2 separate regions of the Homo sapiens genome follow, and region 2 is linked to region 1. A link is an interaction called in ENCODE POLR2A ChIA-PET data of the cell type or tissue named here. Cell type or tissue: HepG2. All regions are shown on one strand. Each heading gives the region's core, and the rest is flanking DNA. Links, peaks and the distances in the headings are about the cores only.

Region 1 (4,388 bases), core at 249-4,248:
AGGTCACTCTCAGAGGCCATCCAAGAGCCAGGGGCAGGGAGGGGCAAGGCGGGGGCGGGAGCAGTTTATAAGGGAGGCTCTGCAAGCTCAGGTCAGAGAGAGGTGTCATTCCAGCAGCAGTGGCAAGCTTAATTCCCCATCCTCTTCTGCAGGGTCAGCCTGCCCTCCCACCCACCCCACTCCCAGCTCTTGCTGCTTCTGATGCTGCTGGGAGGGCTGTTCCAGTGCATCCCACCTCTGGAGGCACCTCTGGGAGATGCTGGGCTGCCAGGCAGGTTGAGCAGGTTTGAGAGAAGGTGGGAGGGACCCTGACTTGGAGGAGGGACCTGGGCCTGGAATGGAGCCGGGTTCCTCAGGCGCCCAGACAGGTGGCAGCCTGAGGAGGGGTGCAAATGTGCTCAGAGCCAGAGCCCAGCCTGGAGGGAGATGGGGGAGCTAAGACAGGCTGACCTCCACCCCTGGGCTGCACAGCCCCGTTCCCAGTGTAGGCCCTATGTCCCAGAGACCTGCAGAAGTCAGAGATTCTGAATGCAAAACTGGGACATAGGGTCAGGCAAGGGCTTGTGAGACACATGGGATAACGTAATTTAAAATGGGACCTAACCGCTATACCCCCTCCATGGGGCATGAGCACACGCACTGGGAAATCATCACCTGTCGGCTTGTGTGTATTCATCACACAAGCACACACTGTCAAACACATCACCCGCAGGCACGAGTACACAATCATGAACACATAGATACTTGCAGGCACAGACACCACACGGGGATGGTGCTGGAGCCCAGAGTGCTCTCTCTCGCTTTCCAGGTTCAGAAATCAGATCCTGGGAGTTTAAATAGTGTGACTAAGGGCCACCTTTGGAGGGTCCCCAAAGAGAGGCCCTCTTCAGGCTTTTCTCTCCTAAGAAGCCACTCCTTTTTTTTTTTTTTTTAAATTTTAGAGCAAACATCAGCCAGAAGCCACTCTTGCCTAATACCCCGCAGCCACGACCTCCGTCCATAAGTCTTTTGTCCCTCTGTGGAGTGGCTGGCCTTCCAATACTGCCACATTTGTGTGCACACCTGAGGTCTGACCCCTTCCAGGACTCCAACTTGGGGGCTCCTGGAGGGCTAACTCCTCCCTGATCAGGGTTTTTCCCCCAGGGACACTGCTTTATTATTTTTTTTTATTTTATTTATTTACTTATTTTGAGACAGAGTCTCGTTCTGTCGCCCAGGCTGGAGTGCAGTGGTGCGATCTCGGCTCACTGCAAGCTCCGCCTCCCGGGTTCACGCCATTCTCCCTCCTCAGCCTCCCGAGTAGCTGGGACTACAGGCGCCCACCACCACACCTGGCTAATTTTTTTGTATTTTTAGTAGAGACAGGGTTTCACCATGTTAGCCATGATGGTCTCGATTTCCTGACCTCGTGATCCGCCCGCCTCGGCCTCCCAAAGTGCTGGGATTACATGCGTGAGCCACCGCGCCCGGCCAGGACACTGCTTTAGAAGGGGGTCAATGAGTTCCAGTGAGGAGGCCAAGAAAGCTGAGGTGGAGGTGGGCAGGAGGGCTGCGGCAGTGAGGAGAGCCTTGATTTGGACAGGCGTCTCACATTGAGGCTGGCCACCCAGATCCACGTGCCTCCTGCACAGAAGCACCTCACCTGGAGGGGTGAGGAGCAGAGAGGAGGAAGAGCACGGGGCAAGTTGGCGAGATGAGCCATATGGGCACATGTAGGGGAAAGTGCAGGCAACAGTATTCCTATGCTATTTTGGGGGTAAATGGATATATGTAATACTTGTCCCCAGATACTCATGCTTATACACACACAGGTTCTCACACACATGAAAACATTCTTAAAGCAGACACACCATACGGACCTGGGATTTCACCCACAGATGCCCACTCTCACCCTGCACCCTCAGCCCCCACGTCGCCCTGCTTCTCACACACACGTGCTCACTCTCACATGCTGGCCAGCTCCCAGCTTCTCTGGCTCAGGCTCTGAACAGAATGTGAATGTGATAAAATCGACAGCTGAAAACTGTCCTGAGAGCAAAGCTGTACTTTGTTGAGAAACCTGAGCCCTTATTGGAGGAATACAAGTGTCTGTGTCTGGGGGCTCGGGGAGAGGGGAGGTCGTGGGGTGGTCCCCCAGGGCGCCTGTGGCCACTGGGCTGTTTCCATCATAAAAAAAAATGATGAAAGGAGCCGGGCAGTGAGAGCATGGCTGTGAGTAAATAAAGCTGCCACCTTTGACCCTGGGAGGCCAGAGCTCATCCCAGAACGAATGCTCATTAGGGAGGGGGTGCTCAGGCCCAGCCCAAGTTCTCCAGCACCGGAGGCCCAAGGCCAGATTCCCAAGGGGGAGGGGATATGAGAACCCCTGTGTGAGGCTAGGGGACATGTAGAGGGAGTAGGGGGTGGAGAAAGGAACAGGGGATGTGGGAGGGGGTTGGGGACATTAGGGAGAGGATGATGGTCATGGGGGAGGGATGAGGACAGGTAGGAGAGCTCTGACTTCTGGCTCCCCCTCCCTGGACTCCTCTCTCTGCAGCCTCTCCAGGTCTCTTCCGCTCTTGGGCTCTGAAACAAGCATACATCTCCCTTCTCCTGCTGTAGGCTCGGTTTGCTTATTTTTCTGATCATCAGGAACTATAGGCAAACAGGGGTTAGCAAAAATAACAAACACAGGGCAAACTACAAAGTCACCAGGAATCCCAGAAAGGTTGAGAAGTGGTTGATTCTGGCTTTGATTCAGAAATAAAAGAATTGGCCAGGCATGGTGGCTCATGCCTATAATCCTAGCACTTTGAGAGGCCGAGGCAGTTGGCCTGCTTGAGCTCAGGAGTTCGAGACCAGCCTGGGCAATGTGGCAAATTGAAGAAAGAAAAAGGAAGGAAGGAAGGAAGGAAGAAAGGGAGGGAGGGAGGGGAGGGAGGGAGGGAAAGAAGGAAAGAAGGAAGGGGAGGGAGGGAAGGAAGGAAAGAAAGAGAGGGAGGGAAGGAAGGAAGGAAGGAGAGGGAGGGAAGGAAGGAGAGAGAAAGAGAAAAAGAAAGAAAGAAGAAAGAAAGAAAAGAAGGAAGGAAGAAAGGAAAGAAAAGAAAAGAAAAGAAAAGAAAGAATTGCCAAACCCACATCCTATGGGTCTGTCCCAAACTCCTTTCCTACAGATCTGTTCAGCTCAGCACCAGACAGTCCTGGCCTGGAGCAAAACTCAATAAAGTTGGCTGCATAGATAAATAAGTGGATACATAGATAAATGCATGGGTGGATGAATGAAAGAAGGGTCTTGGTCATCAACCCCGACTCTGTCTGAGTTCAAACTTCAAGCACTTATGTGGGGCTGGCCTCTCGGTGGGGCCAGGCAGGATCCTCTTCCCCTTCTCTGCAGCTGACCTCTGGGCCCCCCTCCCCCCAGGGCTGACATTTCACTTTATTCTGTAGTCACCTTGGCTCTTACAGGCTCACCTGGTCCAGTCTCAAGAGAAGAAAGCACTTTGCGATGTGGCTCTGAAAGACCCCTGCCCTGCATGTCTCTTCATCCTCTGTGGACCCAGCAGCCACTCCCTTTGTTCCTCCCAGAGGCGACTATGTGGCCACTAAGTAGGTCCTGGAAAGTCCTATTTCGGCTAATTTTAATGAGTGATATAATAATAAAATGTAGCAATAAACTGAGTTTTCACCAAAAAGACAAGACTCCCAGGTTTTTATATCAGGACATAGGGGCAACAGTGACAAGAAACAGATCAGTATACTTCCCACCCCTGCCACCCCATCTGTCCCTGACTTAGAAGGAGGAATAGAAAGAGGAAGTTCAAGAAAAGCATCCCTATTTTTCTGTAAGGGTGAGGTTGCTGGAGGAAGTCCAGCACAAGGACACTCCAGGCAGAACAGAGTTATTGGGAGGCCAGTCCTCGGCTGGGGGGGCTGTCTCTGTCCCGTAAGACATGCCTGCAGCCACATGCCCAGAACTTGGCCTTTCTTTATGCCCCAGACACAATGCTTATTTTCCCTGAATCCCTGAGAGTGACCTGGCTGGGTCTTTGTCCCTGGGGGAAATAGGGAAGCTGAACCCCCAAGTGGGGAGGAGGAATCCAAGGTAGCTGACCCCTGTGTGTTCCCACTGGATGCTTGGTCTGCACCAACGGCCCCCTCCTGGCCAAATTTCTCTTGCTGCATCAGATGAAGGAGAAAACCAGGTGGGTTCAGCTTCAAAAACCAGCCAAAGACCTAGGAGACAGAGGCATCACAGAAGTCAATCACCATTTTCTGCCTCCCCTGTTAGAGTTCCCTCAACTCAACTCCAGCCTGAATCATCGCCAACTTTTCCTAAGTTACTCTGGGACAGACACTATTCTGTGGGCTTTACATGAATTTAACCCTCACAGGAGGTCTATGAAGAGATG
Region 2 (4,388 bases), core at 118-4,117, 70 kb before region 1:
TGGTCCTGTCCCCACCTCCACCCTCCCACCCCCTGGAAGAGGAAGGGCCCGGGCATCAGTGGCTAGTCCAAATAAAATATGGGCTTGGGGATGGAATGGGTGGTGGTAAGTTCACAGAGTGTAGTTAGATCCCAACTCCCATGACCTCTGGCTTCAGTGGTGGGTGGGGCAGGGCAGATGAAAGGGCTTCAGTGGGAACCTCTGAGAGCATTTTCCTGTTCCCCCTATCAACCGCCCCCAGTGATAACATCTGTGAAGCCAGCCATTACTCAATAAACTGCAAACTTGTCTACTTCTTGGTCTTCACTTGATTCCACGTCCTGAGGGCCCAGAAAGAGTCCCCTGCTTGCAGCCTTCCGTCTCTCCCTGGACTCTCCCCAAGTCCAGGTCTTGTCTCATTCCTCCCCCTGTGTAGGGAGCCTCATGCCCCAGCAGAGGGAGCTCTGAGATTAGAAAATCAGTCCTCCCTCTGGCACCCCCAAGTATGTACTAAGACAGAGGGCGAATGTAGATGCTTTCACCTTTTTTTTTTTCCTTTTCTTTTCTTTCTTTCTGTTTTTTTTTTTTTTTTTTTTTTTTGCGACAGGGTTTCACTCTATCACCCAGGCTGGAGTGCAGTGGCACCATCATGGATCACAGCTCACTGCAGCCTCAACCTCACCAGTTCAATTGATCCGCCTGCCTCAGCCTACCAAGTAGCTGAGACTACAGGCACGTGCCACCACACCCAGCTAATCTTCTGTATTTTTTTATAGAGATGGTTTTTGCCAAGTTGCCCAGGCTGGTCTCCAATTCCTGGGCTCAAGCCATCCACCTGCCTTGGCCTCCCAAAGTGCTGGGATTACAGGCGTGAGCCACCGTGCCCGGCCTAGATAACCAGTTTTAATTTCATCCTGTCCTGTCAATCACCAAGCCCACTGGAATCCTTAGTCAACTCTTAAAGCTCTTTCTGCAGTTACACTTTTGGCCTTTGGCAATCCCCTTGAAAAGAGGCCTTGTATTGCCAAAAACTGCAATCACTTTTGCACCAACCTAATACTTTTACTGGAAAATCTATGTAACATAACCCCATGTGGGGAGTGAGGTACAGAAATCTCTGCAAAACAAAACCCTTAAGAACATTTTATAACAGAATTATCTGTGCTCCACAGGTATCACTAAACCATGTCAGAGAAAAGATTGGCCAGGGCACTAGTGGGCTTCTCTGTCATCTTTCCTTCCTAATTCCACACCAGTTTCTCAAACACGTCAAAAGAGTTAGCTATAGGGCACATCACAGGCTCTCTAGGGACAAACCTTAGCCAATCATACCTTCCAAACTGCCTCCTTATACTTGGAAATTTCCTCAGAAGTCAGCATTTGGGCTGACGCAGCACGTTTTTCACTAGAAAGTGCTCTGCCCCATTCTTGGGTGGGCCTCCTGTCTTCCTCCCAGACCTCAGACTTTAGGAACTTTCTCTGGAAGCCTGAATTGGTGTCTTTGACCTTCCCTCCCATCTTCTTCCCCTTGCCTGGCCTCATTTGCTCCAGAGCCCCCATCCTGCCTATTATGAAGACCCGAAAGACCACAACCTTCCCTCTCTCCCTGCCCATGTTTTAAGTTTAGCCTGGCCATAGGGAGGTGGTCAAGTAGGGATATTCTGCTCCTTTCCAGGATCACCGGAACCAATGACACCTGCTTCCTAAGGACAGGTAATCAGGACCAGCTTCAACTCTGGCACTGTGGGGCTATGCCAGACTCTGGCCTAGTCCTGCTGGGTCTGATGCCCTACAGGTCAGAGCCAAGCCCCATTTCCTCCCAGTGAAGCCTGTCCATTTCAAGCCCCGCCCCCGGGCCCTCGCGGTCAAAAGTAAGCCACCACCTTCTGGGAACAGTCAGAAGCAGAGTCCCGCCCCTGCTGTGGTCCCTGTCAGTCAAAGCTAGGCTCGGCTCCGCCTCCTTCCCGTTTCCCGAGCAACGGCTTTAGTACCTCAGGCCCCGATTCTCGCTCACCTTCCGGGTCGGAGCCTGGAAGCTACGTCTCAGATCCGCCTTCCCGCTGACCTCGATCCTGCGCCGTTAAATCCACCAAGTCCCCCTCCCTCCTTTCCAATATCGAAACCCACGAATTCCCTAGCGCCAGCCCTTTGACTTCCTGCCCAAAAATCCGCGAGGTTTTCGAGGAATCACGCGAGGACTCTCCTCCTGGATCCCAAGCCCAGGTTTTTTTTTCAGCTGCCTCTGAGGCTGTTGGCTCTTTCTTCGGCGCCGTCCTCCTCCTTTCCCTCTCTCCACCCTTGCGCCTAACAGTCCAGGAAACGTTTGCTGAACTCTTAATTGTGGCTCTGTGGCCGGCGCTGGGTAGAAATGGGCGGTTGGGTGAACAGAGAAGCTACCCTCTCACCTGCAGGGACACCGCGCGTGCCCGAAAGGCATGAAGGACAACCTTTTGCTAGGAATTGTGGAGGAATCTTGATTCAGCTGTATTATCCCCAAAAGGGGAGTTTCCTAAGATGCTCCCTTCTCTCTTCTTTTATTATACACATCTTTTCCCTCATTGGGTCTCTCCTAGGCTCCAGTGTCAGCTCAGGCTGCCAGACAAAGGCAGCCTCCGCTCCAGGCCACAGCCTCCCATAGCTTCCTCCTTCCTGTCTTCTCAGACCAGCAATGTTTGCAACTAAATAACGACCTGGAGAAGGCAGGAGGAACCTTGCATAGCTTGGACTACACACACAATCCCACATCCAACACATCCAGTAGGAAAATAACCCCATGCCTTTAATAAAGAAACGAGAAGCTCCTTCAGGCTGAAGTGCTTGCTTATGGGGCAAGAGTTTGCTATGTTAACCTATAAATTAACCAGCTATGTTATTTTCCTTCCGACCTCTCCTCCTCTATCACCAGCAAGTCCTCATCAATTGACAATTTTTATTTCCCAAAAGGAACACTTTGGTTTGGGTTTTGAGATTATTTTGTTGAAACCAACAGAAAATAATTGTGGCTAGCTTCAGTAAATAGGGGGAGATATTGGAAGGATTCTGCTATAGTTTTCATACCCAGAGATGGAGGTGAACAATAGGACTGGAAAGGACAAAGCCAACTTTGGGGGTGTCAGCAGCTGGAGTTTATGGGCATGGCAATCCCCTTGAAAAGAGGCCTTGTATTGCCAAAAACTGCAATCACTTTTGCACCAACCTAACACTTTTACTGGAAAATCTATGTAACATAACCCCATCTGGGAAGTGAGGTACAGAAATCTCTGCGAAACAAAACCCTTAAGAACATTGTATAACAGAATTATCCCTGCTTACTCCAAGTTTCAAAAACTGGAGCAGCTTAGATCAGTTGTGTACCCCTAGGAGGTGGCCAGGGGTCAGGGTCAACAGGCAAGGACATTGGACATTCAGGTTTACCTCTGACGTTGAGGCTGTAACCAAAGAAGGGCAATTGCTGTGAACTGGGAATCACCCTGATTGGTATTTACTACAACATGTACTACTGGCCCTATACAGATGTTTCTTTCCAGTTTAAATGAAAGCCCCACTGAGGGCAGGCACCATATCTTCACTTTAAAATTGTAGTAAAAAACACATAACATGAAATGTACCATCTTAGCCATTTTTAAGTGTACAATAATGTTAACTATATTCACATTGTTGGCTGGGCATGGTGGCTCACACCTGTCATCCTAGCATTTTGGGAGGCCAAGGCAGGAGGAGCCCTTAAGCCCAGGAGTTTGAGACCAGCCTGGGCAATATAGGGAGACACTGTCTCAAAAAAAAATTTACATATATATATATATATATATATATATATATATATATATATATATACACACACACATATATATATTTTCACATTGTTGTGAAACAGGCTCCAGAACTTTCTCTTGCAATTCTGAAACTATATACCCATTAAACACCAATTCATATATTTACTTTTAAATGCCCACAGCATCTACAATAGTGCCTGATCCACAGTAGGTACTCAATACTTATTTGCTCAATAAATAAATGAGGAATCCAAATGTGCCCTAATTCCCACCCATATATTGATCTCAGGTAAGGTCACAAACACAGTGGTTCTCAATCTGTTTTATACCTCAACAAACGTAAAAATGTGACACCTTCAAAACAAATGATGGCTCACAGCTTTAGTGATTTTCAGCCTGGAGGATGGGGAAGGATGTCCTCCCAGGGAGTCATATCAGAATCTTGGGGGTAGCATGCCTTGAAAAATCCCCTGAGGAAGTGACGCTTGCCCCCTAGTTATTATAGTCAGCAAGATGAAGGAAGAACTCAGCTCCTCCCTCCCTCTTCTCTTGTCTCTTCAGGAGTTTCCAATGCAGAGAATGGGGTGTTGGAGAGAGTGTCTCATGTGTAATCAGAGCCACTCTCTCCAAGTCTGT

What was found. ChIA-PET counts read pairs that join two places held together with the same protein. Peaks named below come from ENCODE experiments on the same cell type or tissue, not always from the same donor. Only the 100,000 strongest peaks of a DNase experiment are listed, where the experiment ranks them.
Region 2: POLR2A ChIA-PET joins it to region 1 with 10 read pairs; 6 of 35 experiments call an interaction of 5 or more read pairs at or near these places.

What each region holds. Positions count from the first base shown.
Region 1 is chr10:101,111,029-101,115,416 of GRCh38, forward strand. The region is part of intron 2 of TLX1NB (TLX1 neighbor); the gene reads right to left. Among named protein-coding and RNA genes, the nearest start is that of TLX1NB, 18 kb to the right of the region's middle. In HepG2, for the core only: no CTCF peak of the experiment used is centred there; a DNase peak (open chromatin) is centred at 2,233; H3K27me3 peaks cover 462 bases.
Region 2 is chr10:101,040,950-101,045,337 of GRCh38, forward strand. SFXN3 (sideroflexin 3) reads left to right here. Exons shown (of 12, transcript NM_030971.6): 12 at 1-292. Among named protein-coding and RNA genes, the nearest start is that of SFXN3, 12 kb to the left of the region's middle. In HepG2, for the core only: a CTCF peak has its summit at 441 (motif pointing right); DNase peaks (open chromatin) are centred at 432, 2,082 and 3,392; H3K4me3 peaks cover 1,922 bases.